4 separate regions of the Mus musculus genome follow, and all the other regions are linked to region 1. The links are chromatin loops, found by intact Hi-C in ENCODE. Cell type or tissue: left cerebral cortex. All regions are shown on one strand.

Region 1 (2,500 bases):
TGGCCTCAGCTCCCCACTTTGTCAAGCAGGGATCTGCATCAGGTGTGCCCAGGTTCCATCTGATAATGGATGTGTGCTTGATCTCCCGAATCATAGCTCTCTGGTTGCCAGCCCCCTGCTTTCTGAAGTTTATAGAGGAGCACATTAAAAATGGCGGGTACAAAGGCATCTTCTCAAAACACCAACCTCTCATCCGCTGCCCTGTCTGGCTCCCTCTTCAGACATACTTACTCTTTGCAAGCTGGGGCCCCTTAATGAGCTTTGGGGTGGAGCCTGACATTCTAGGGCTCAGATCTTCACTCCTCTCAGATTCCAAGTGGTATGCTTCACAGGTACTCTCCAGTGGCCTCACCTCCATTCGAAGGTGTTTATAAATGATTGTTGTTTGGGTGTTTTTGAGACAAAGTCTCACTGTGCAGCACTGGCCGGCCTGAAACATGCTAGGTAGAGCAGGGTATCTGAAATTCACAGAGGTCTGCCTGTCTCTGCTTCCTGGGTGCTGAAATCAAAGGTGCGCATCATCACGGCCTCCCCTTGAAAAGTTTGAAACAGGGTCTAATGTATCCCATGTTAGCCTTAAACTCACGATGTCAAACAAGGATGGCCTTGATCTCCTCCTGATCTTTCTACCTCTGTCTTCTGAGTGCTGGGGTTGCATGCATGCACTACCATGCCCAGTTTATGCAGTGCTGGGGTTTTGTGCAGGCAGGCCTGGCAGCCTACCACCTGAGCTACATCCCCAGTTTCCATGATGGGTTCTGAAGAGCTGGATATCAGTAGGAGGAGCAGGGTGGGGGTGGGGAGCCAGGAGAAAGGGGTCTTATTCAAATTGATGCATGGCTTGTAATGATTGACTGAGGTAAGTACCTCCCATTTGTTTTGGTCAGCTCTGTAGTACTCACACAAGGTTTCTGAAAATTAAATAGGAACAAAACCCACTGTGGGTCACAGTCATCTAGAGGAGGCATTAAAATGCAAATTCCTACCTGAGCATGGAGGTATGTGCCTGTAATCCCAGCACACAGGAGGCTGAGGCAGGAGAACCGTAAGTTAAAGGACCGTCTGGGCTACAAAGCCGGATGTTAAGACAGACACAGTAGATTCCTGGGAAGAGATTTTGTTTTGTTTTGTTTGTTTTGTTTTTGTTTATTTTGAATCCACTGGGGCTACAGACCCGCACCACTACTCCAGGTTTAGGTGGTACTTGGGATAGAATTCAGGGATTTGTGAATGCTAGGTAAGCACTCTATCAAGTAACCTCAGCTGGGTCCAAGAATGAGCATATCTTTCCCAGGAAAAGGTCATTCTTTAGGTCAGGAGACTGATAATCTGTGCTATGAAACTTGGAACACAATGACGACCATATGTCACGTACATGCGTTTCAGGGACTTCTAAAATCAAAACCTGTGTATGGGCTTTTAAGCTTGTAGGCACCAGTCAGCCCCACAGATGAGCGAGTAGTTAGTCTCCAAGGCAACGGAGCCTGAACCATTGGTTAATTACCAGGATTGAGAGAAGGCTCCCAGGTGAGCGCTTGCGAGTTTTGGCCACTAGAGGGAGACAAGGTTATTGTTTTCCCGGCCAGAGCTGCGGAGAAGAGGAAAAGTACTGCGGCCCGCTGAGCAAAGCCTTTGAGAACACCGGCAACAAGGCTCACTGTTCCAGGGCTGCAGCACAGCACTGCAATCTGGATGTGCACAGATGCCATCAGGAACCTCGGGCCTGGCGAGGAGGGGAGGGGCTGTTTATTTCCCAAGTCACTTGGTTTCCCTTTCCGTTCCTCAAAGTGCCTTACATCAATTCTGTTATGCAATAGGTGCTTGTCTGCTGTTATGAGAAGAATTAAAGATGCTGTGCTGTTTTTGGCGGGGTAGGGGGTGGGGGAGAAAGTGGTATATGGGTGTGTGTGTGTCGGGGTCGGGGGAGTGAAGCTTGTGAGAGATGTCAGCGGAGCTGGACTGGCTGGCTCAGGACATTTCCTGCCCAGGTGTGTGGGAACATAAATCTGCAGCAGGACGGGTTAATTTGAGGTCTGGGTACATGTCCTTATGATGAGAGGAACCAGGGATTCTGTAGTAAAAAAGACTAAGTCAGACCTCGAGTTAAGAAGACAAAATGATCCAGACAGTGGTTTGCCTGCCTTGAGTTTGCAAAAGCTCATGGTCCACATTGTGCGCCCCTGTCCACATTGCGTGCCCCTGAGCGCATCTCTTCAGAGGATGCCCACACCTTGCACAGCACCAGGGCCAAAGGGGCAGATCCAGATGGTGTGACCAGGAACTGACGTGTCTCAGCCCTGTCTTCTCCACATGAGGTGATGTCAGGTATTCAACTCTTTCCTCGCCACAGGAGCATCAGGTATGAAGCCCCTCCCCCCCACAAGCACAGCGTATCTATCTCTCTCTCTCTTCTCTAGTCCACGTTGAGTACGCAGCGTTCAGCCCTCAGTTCTCTACATGAGCATCGCGCACTCGGCTACCCCCTCGGAACATGAGCGTG
Region 2 (2,500 bases), 200 kb after region 1:
CCCAAGCTCCCATTACCCTCTTGCGCACGCTACCCTCCCCTCCTTTCTGCACACAGTGCTGTTCTGGCACAGACTCGTCTCCCTTCCGGGAATCTACATCTCCTTTCATTTTCAAAGCTTCTCCTGGTGACTTCCCGGGCTGCTAATAGGTTTACCAACCGGGTATCAGAACATTAGAACACCAGGCATTCTTCAGTCAACTGCCGGTCTCCTCCTATCTTCTCTTAATGGCCAGCCCCGCCCCCACCACATCCACACCGACCTCACACCTGGAGCCTCTATAGGGCAGGAGGTGAGATGAAGCTTGAGTGAAATCTTAACCACGCCCCCTCTTTACAGTGAGACCAGGGCAAGATAACTGCAGGGAGTCTCAGTGTCGCCACTGAGCACCCACAGGAGCTGATTCACAGCAGCTTGTAACTTCAGCTCCAGGGGATCCAATGCCCTCTTCTGGCTTCTGTGGGTACTACACCCACATGCACACACCTTCACATAGATACACACACATACACTGTAGTCTATACAAAATTTCATGAAAATGAGTTATGTGAATTAAAAAATTACCCAAATGATCTCATAACATTTTAGGTAGTTCTGTGAGTTTAAATTGGGCTGCATAGATATCTCTCTTGGGCCATAGGCTGGGCATGGCCGAACAGTAGAGTTTTCTTTAACTGTAAAGATGAACAAGATGTTCAATAAAATGAATAGAACTGTAGATTATCATGTTGAGTGAAAAGAGACTGGGGAGACAAGTGTTTCTTGCTTTACTTCTTTTTCGGAAGCTGGGAAGGGTGAAGAAGATACGAAACTGGAGACTGCCAGTGATACAGAAAAGAAAATGAAGAGGGCGAGGGGGTGTATAATCTGTAATAACAGAGGGGGTAATTGTGGCCAAGTACTTCTCAAACATGCATGGACCCTTCTGCACAGTTAATACGCATTGATAAAGAACTTGAACTATGTTGGAGCTTGGCTGCAAGGACAGCATTCTGGAGAGACTGGCCGCCCTATTTCCTGTCCCAAACAGGCTTTGGGCTGGGAGCCTGCTAAGAAGAGGCTGTGGCATCCGAAGCCTCACAACTTAGAGCTCTCTCTGGCAAGCGAGTATCAAAGCTGTACTGTTTTTTATGTCTTGGGTCCATTCATGACGAGGTATGTGGTGTTCAGGCCCTATGTCCGAGGCCTGTCAGGGTAGACCTGTGTGTCCCACACAGAAGCCATAGAAAGGCCCACTGGGCTGACAGGCGGGCTGAATCCCAAACACGTTCCTCGGGTGCCACCTGCTGGGAGAATGCGGTTCTGCAGCCATTTCTCCCACCAAGCTGTCTTTCAGGAAGAAGAAAGTTTATCATGTATTGTTTTGGATTAAAACATTTTTGAGACAGATTTTCTCTTCTCTGTCTATCTCTGGCAGTTTGGAACTTGCTGTGTAGATGATGTTGACCCCAGAGTTCCTCTTGCTTTGTCACTAAGAGCTGGGCTTAGCAGCCTGTGACACAATGTGGCAGTGGGCTCAGCATAGGAGTCTAAGCATCTGATAGCTGGTGGGTCAGAGTTAAAAACGGACAAATATGCTGTGGTGGGCGAACTCAGGATATCCAGGTCATAGAAAACTGATACAGAGGAGATATGTTCAGTGTTGATCATTCGCTTACCCTTTCCAACGCCTGGTCGCTGCTGTGCCTTGTGTGTGGTCGCTGCTCCGCCCCGTGCGTGGTTGCTGCTCTGACCCGTGAGTGATCACTGCTCTGTGCATGGTCACTGCTGTGCTCTGTGTGTGCCAAGCCTGAACTTACTCATTTTTAATCACAAGTTCATGGTGCCACAGAGCTGCCCTTAGGATCCTGTTACCCACAGCAATGGCCCAAAACTGAGACAATGACCAAAAGTTCACAATTACCCTTTCTTTATATTTATTTTCAAAGTATGTTGCTAACTGAGCGAGTTGAACAGTGCCTCAGCCTTACTTTCCCAGTTGGTTAGAAGGTAAGGCATTGTCTCAAGGTGCCACCACTGAGAGGTGGTGGAGTCTTCAAGAGATAGGGCTTTATGGAAGCTCTTACAGTCGGCGGCATGCCCTGGAAGTATATAGTACTACTCCAGGCCAATCGCTATTTTATCTTCACTTCCTGGCCATGCCGTAGGGGTTTTGCTCCACCACATCTGCAAATCAGCCAGACCAAAGATTTTAAAAGAGGGAGCCCAAGCAACCCTTCTCTCTTTGTAAGTTGATTCTGTCGGGTAGTTTGTTAAAGTGGTGGAAAGCTGACTAACATGGTAGGGAGACGGAATATCTCTGGCAGGCCCTAAAGACTCCTTCCCTCAGCATGTGGACCCAAGAGCTGTTTCGAGGGCTAGAGCTGACAGCCAGGACTAGAATACAGACTCCTTTCTGCCTTCTATCTGAGCTTTTCTATGTCACAGTGGCTTTTCTCTGGCTTCCTTTGTCTCCAGCCTCCCTTCCTTTATACGGTTCAGCTCTTTCCATCTCTTACTG
Region 3 (2,500 bases), 140 kb after region 1:
ACAAATTATGTCATTGTCCTTGACCTAACAGTGAAGTCACCTACCTCTCAGCCACTAAGTGGCAGAAACGTGCCTGACTAGGCCCTCCATTCTCAGGACATCTGACCTCTCTGCCACTTTGACCTTCACGAGAGCCCAGCTGCCTGCACTCACCCAGGCTATCTGCCGAGGTCCCTGTCCTTGGCCTCTGCTGAGCCCTGCCCCCTTCCACATCTGAATGAGCTAGGGTCTGAGGGATACCGCGCTGGAAGAGAGACCAGCCTGAAGCTTTTCCCTTTAGGTCTGAGTTAGTCCTCCCAAACCCTTGAAAGGGAGCAGCTGAGGGCATATTTTACTTCAGGCACACAGTCTAGTTTTCTTTATACCCACCCTTGTCATTTCTGGACAGTGGAGCAGCCAGAATTGAATCTCTAGGAGCTGGGAGAAAGGGTATAGAGGTGACTTCCAAAGAGCAATAGAGACTAGAACTCCCCGAGTGTGGCAGATTGCAGAGAGCTGGGTGACAGCATCGCCCTCCCCCTCTACCTCCACCTCCAGAGATGAGGTAAGGGGCCTTCCCAGATGCTAGCTCCTTCCATCCCATCTGAGGGAATGAAGGGCCTGAATGTGCTCAGGTCCCTGGTCAGATTAGAGATTGACTTCGAGCATTAAAAGAGGTAAGACGTTTGGCAGTCAGTGGTGTTTGTATGTTTCAACCTCCCCCGGTGTTCAACTGCCACCTCTAAGTCTCAGACTTCATGCCTTCCCAAATCCCTAGTCTCACGGTGGGCAGAAGCCAGACGGCCTGCCTGGGTTGCAATCCCAGCCCAGTCACATTCCAGTGGAGTGCCTATCAGCTGGTTAACTAGCCATTCTTATTCTCAGTCCCTTGACCTATAAATGCAGCATCACTGTGTTCATCGCCTGCCTTGAGATGCCTGAGGGACCAGCTGAAGTGAGACAAGGACACAGGCACCCAGGACAGTTCACTGGCCCAGCCAGACAACACATGCTACTAATCCACGCCTCAGCAGCTTCCTGGTTGGTTATCCTGCCTCCTTCTGTAGGAAGCAGCAACGTGTAGGAGCTGACTCAACACTACCTCTCCATTTTGGTGACATTGCTTGGAATCAAAACATGGAGAGGGCTTCAGTGCTTTGGTTAGGGGATCCCGCTGCCTCAACAACAGAATATGTAAGGCTCACTTCAGCGCCCAACACACTTAGGGTTAGGACCCAAGATGTCCATTTCATAACCCCACCCCACCCCTGCCCCATTTAGTACCTATGTAGCAGTCCCTGAGCTGGACGGATATTGGCAGAGCAATTTAACATTTCCCTCAGCCTGATGCCCAAGGTGCCTTTGCAGCTAGGGCGACAGAGCGGCTGGTGTTGCCTTGAAAATATGGGACACATCTGCCCCCTCGTGGCAGGGTCAGGAACGACGACAGCTACTTCCTGCTAGGCTTGGCAGCCTGGTGGCCAGACTTGAAGACTGACTTTGGGTCACCAAGGGTTGCAGATCCAAGCTGAGCCACAAGGTGGGGGCACACTCCAGGCCTTAGTCTTGAATTTCACCCACTTAATTATTTGCTTATTTTCTTTTCACTCAGCAAATATGGAGTGCCTACATGTGAGAGTATGGCTCCAAGCAGCAGGGATGTAGCTGTGGCTAAGAGAGCCACTTGACACCCACCTCTTCACTAAGATGTGAAATCTGGTGATTGCACACACAGAAGCACCTCCCAAAGAGCCGAGAACCAGGCAAGAGACCACAGGGTGATGTAGCTGCTCCTGTCTTGGGTTCTAGGAGTTAAAGAGGTAGCTGTACTCTCATTAGGCACCAAACACACATAAACTCAAAACGTCAGGCATTCTCCCCACACATTTGTTAGACCACCTATGATCAAGAGCAAAAAGGCTAGCAAGCATGGCTGAGGATCTGAGAAGGCAGAGGCCAGACACTGTTGGTGGGAACATGGATATGCTTGTGGATATGCAGTGTTTTGTTTTTAAAAACAAGTTAAAAACAGATCTACATTATCCCAGTCCAGGGTCATGCCTGTGTCCAAAGGAAATGAAGTTAGCATGTTGAAGAACCACTTGCCCAAGGTGTTCCTTTTAACTCTGTGCAGTGTAGCAAGACCTAGAATCATTATAGTGTCTATTGAAAAGGGTAAAGTGTGTGTGTGTGTGTGTGTGTGTGTGTGTGAGAGAGAGAGAGAGAGAGAGAGAGAGGTGGAGAGAGAGAGAGAAAGAGAGAGAGAGAAAGAGAGAGAGAGAGAGAGTCCATTTACATTGGATACCTAAAGTTTTCCTCCCATGTACAGAATGTGGAGCAGGCTGGAGGTGGGACTGGCAACAATATTTTAGTGAGTTCTGAGTGTGAAACAGGATGGAGAGGCCTGGTGGAGAGAGCAGAGATCATGGCTATAACGTGACTGTGAACTTTGATGTCCTAAGATATTCTTAGCATTATGACACATAAGCTAAGAGACAGAGATGTGAATTAGCTGGATGTA
Region 4 (2,500 bases), 59 kb after region 1:
CCGCCCGCCTCCCTCGGGATCGAATCAAGGGCTCCCGTAGTGTTCAGAGGGGGGCGAGAGTGCAGCTTATCGCCATTTGCTTGGGTGATTCCGGAGAAGGTGGCCTTTTTGTCTTTCCACCCCGCATCCTCCGGGACTCCCTTCCCCAGAGAGAGGACAGCGTCTCCAGGTTGCTTGCACCGTGTGAGGATGGGGGTAGGGTACGGACGTTTCCTCCGTAGCTGCTCGATAAAACGATCGGACTCCTGAGAGGAGAAGGACGGGAAACGCGAGGGGCCCCGGAGCCTCTCGCACGCTGCTGCGGTGGTGGCGGCTGCTCGTTCCGGCTGCTGCAAAGGCGACCTGCCGCATTCAGACTCTCCGCCGACTCAGCACAGCCTCTGCGCCAAGCCGGCCCGCCAGGTAGGAAGCTCTCTAGTTCGGGGCTGCAGAATCGGAGGTTGGGGGTGAAGGGTGGGGGAGGCTGAGGGTGCGGGGTTGCTCTCCGGGACCCGCAGCTCCTTCAGTATCTCTAAGCGCTTTTCCGATCTCCAGTTTTACGAAGTTGTAAACAGATCGGCTGTTGGGCGTTGGGAAAAGTGGGATGGAAGATTTCCAAACTTGGATTTCTGGGTGTCTGTTGTGTGTCTGTCTGTGAGTATGTGTTAACCCCAGTAAACGTCCGATGTGTTTTACAAAAGCTAGTAGTCTGTGCTCTTCGGTGTCTATAGGCTCGTCCCATCAGAATGCTTCTGATTTTCTACCCTCGTATCACTTTTTATTTCTCTGCAGCGTCCATCGATCGCCCCGGTGGGAGCTTAGAAGGCGGCAGGCGAAGAGGGGTAGGAGGGGGGGAGAGCCAAGGAGCAGCAAAGTGGGTGACAGGCCTGGGGAGCTGCTGAGTTGGCACTGCACCGTGTCCTAGAAGGGCTGCAGGAGGGGAGGGGAGCCGGGGCGAGCCCCGGAAGCGATGGCAGGTGTGCATTAAGGTGATCAGAGCAGGAAGAAAAACCCATTCACCAACACAAAAACAGAGCACCCCCCCCCAAAAAATACCCCAAGAGTAGCAAAAAAGCTTCACTGGGGGCCCTCAGGCGAGAGGGGTTTCCAAATTGCGTAAAAGGCAGAGTGGAGGAGGGGAGGTGATAACTAGCAAAGTTGCAGACTTCTGAACCTTCTGGCTCTGAAGCCCCTCCCTGTGAGCGTGGGGAAGACTCACTTTCCGGTGGGGGGGGCCGCTTGGGTCCCCCCCACCCCTACTCCCTCGCTCCTTCACAACCCGGGCTCTCTCCTGGCCTCCTACCCCTGCACCCTGCTTTCATCATGACGGTGATGTCGGGGGAGAATGCGGACGAGGCTTCGACCGCTCCAGGTCACCCCCAGGATGGCAGCTACCCGAGGCAGGCGGACCACGACGACCACGAATGCTGCGAGCGCGTAGTAATCAACATCTCCGGGCTGCGCTTCGAAACGCAGCTCAAGACTCTGGCACAGTTCCCCAACACGCTGCTGGGCAACCCGAAGAAACGCATGCGCTACTTTGACCCCCTGAGGAACGAGTACTTCTTTGACCGCAACCGGCCCAGCTTCGATGCCATCCTTTATTACTACCAGTCCGGGGGCCGCCTGCGCAGGCCGGTCAACGTGCCCCTGGACATGTTCTCCGAGGAGATTAAATTTTACGAGTTGGGCGAGGAAGCCATGGAGAAGTTCCGGGAAGATGAGGGCTTCATCAAGGAAGAGGAGCGCCCCCTACCCGAGAAGGAGTACCAGCGCCAGGTGTGGCTGCTCTTTGAGTATCCGGAGAGCTCAGGACCTGCCCGGGTTATTGCCATTGTGTCGGTCATGGTCATCCTCATCTCCATAGTCATCTTTTGCCTGGAGACTCTCCCTGAGCTGAAGGACGACAAGGACTTCACGGGCACCATCCACCGCATCGACAACACCACAGTCATCTATACTTCCAACATCTTCACAGACCCTTTCTTCATTGTGGAAACCTTGTGTATCATCTGGTTCTCTTTTGAGCTGGTGGTGCGCTTCTTCGCCTGCCCCAGCAAGACAGACTTCTTTAAGAACATCATGAACTTCATCGACATTGTGGCCATCATCCCTTATTTCATTACCCTGGGCACGGAGATAGCTGAGCAGGAGGGAAATCAGAAGGGCGAGCAGGCCACTTCCCTGGCCATCCTCAGGGTCATCCGCTTGGTAAGGGTGTTCAGAATCTTCAAACTCTCCCGCCACTCCAAGGGCCTTCAGATCCTGGGCCAGACCCTCAAAGCTAGTATGAGGGAGTTAGGGCTGCTCATCTTTTTCCTCTTCATTGGGGTCATACTGTTTTCTAGCGCAGTGTACTTTGCGGAGGCGGAAGAAGCTGAGTCGCACTTCTCCAGTATCCCCGATGCTTTCTGGTGGGCGGTGGTGTCCATGACCACTGTGGGATACGGTGACATGTACCCTGTGACAATTGGAGGCAAGATCGTGGGCTCCTTGTGTGCCATCGCTGGTGTGCTGACAA

The links. Peaks named below come from ENCODE experiments on the same cell type or tissue, not always from the same donor. Only the 100,000 strongest peaks of a DNase experiment are listed, where the experiment ranks them.
Region 2: it touches region 1 in a loop (6-fold over the local background); 16 of 42 quality-filtered maps call a loop at or near these places.
Region 3: a loop joins it to region 1, with 8 times the contacts of the local background. A loop is called at or near these places in 26 of 42 quality-filtered maps.
Region 4: it touches region 1 in a loop (4-fold over the local background); 8 of 42 quality-filtered maps call a loop at or near these places.

What each region holds. Positions count from the first base shown.
Region 1 is chr6:126,701,438-126,703,937 of GRCm38, reverse strand. No RefSeq gene overlaps it. Among named protein-coding and RNA genes, the nearest start is that of Gm33581, 14 kb to the left of the region's middle. In left cerebral cortex, CTCF peaks have their summits at 249 and 1,544 (motif pointing right); DNase peaks (open chromatin) are centred at 210 and 1,582; H3K4me3 peaks cover 224 bases; H3K27ac peaks cover 1,146 bases.
Region 2 is chr6:126,499,035-126,501,534 of GRCm38, reverse strand. The region is part of intron 1 of Gm38899 (a long non-coding RNA gene); the gene reads left to right. Among named protein-coding and RNA genes, the nearest start is that of Gm38899, 15 kb to the left of the region's middle. In left cerebral cortex, CTCF peaks have their summits at 468 (motif pointing left) and 1,297 (motif pointing left); a DNase peak (open chromatin) is centred at 1,285.
Region 3 is chr6:126,562,955-126,565,454 of GRCm38, reverse strand. Gm33449 (a long non-coding RNA gene) reads left to right here. Exons shown (of 2, transcript XR_378038.3): 2 at 1-1,416. Among named protein-coding and RNA genes, the nearest start is that of Gm33320, 5.6 kb to the right of the region's middle. In left cerebral cortex, a CTCF peak has its summit at 1,421 (motif pointing left); DNase peaks (open chromatin) are centred at 979 and 1,398; H3K27ac peaks cover 1,307 bases.
Region 4 is chr6:126,642,158-126,644,657 of GRCm38, reverse strand. It overlaps Kcna1 (potassium voltage-gated channel, shaker-related subfamily, member 1), which reads left to right. Exons shown (of 2, transcript NM_010595.3): 1 at 1-402; 2 at 772-2,500. The coding sequence starts at 1,303. Among named protein-coding and RNA genes, the nearest start is that of Kcna1, 2.4 kb to the left of the region's middle. In left cerebral cortex, a CTCF peak has its summit at 1,725; DNase peaks (open chromatin) are centred at 261, 578, 1,525 and 1,678; H3K4me3 peaks cover 2,500 bases; H3K27ac peaks cover 2,095 bases.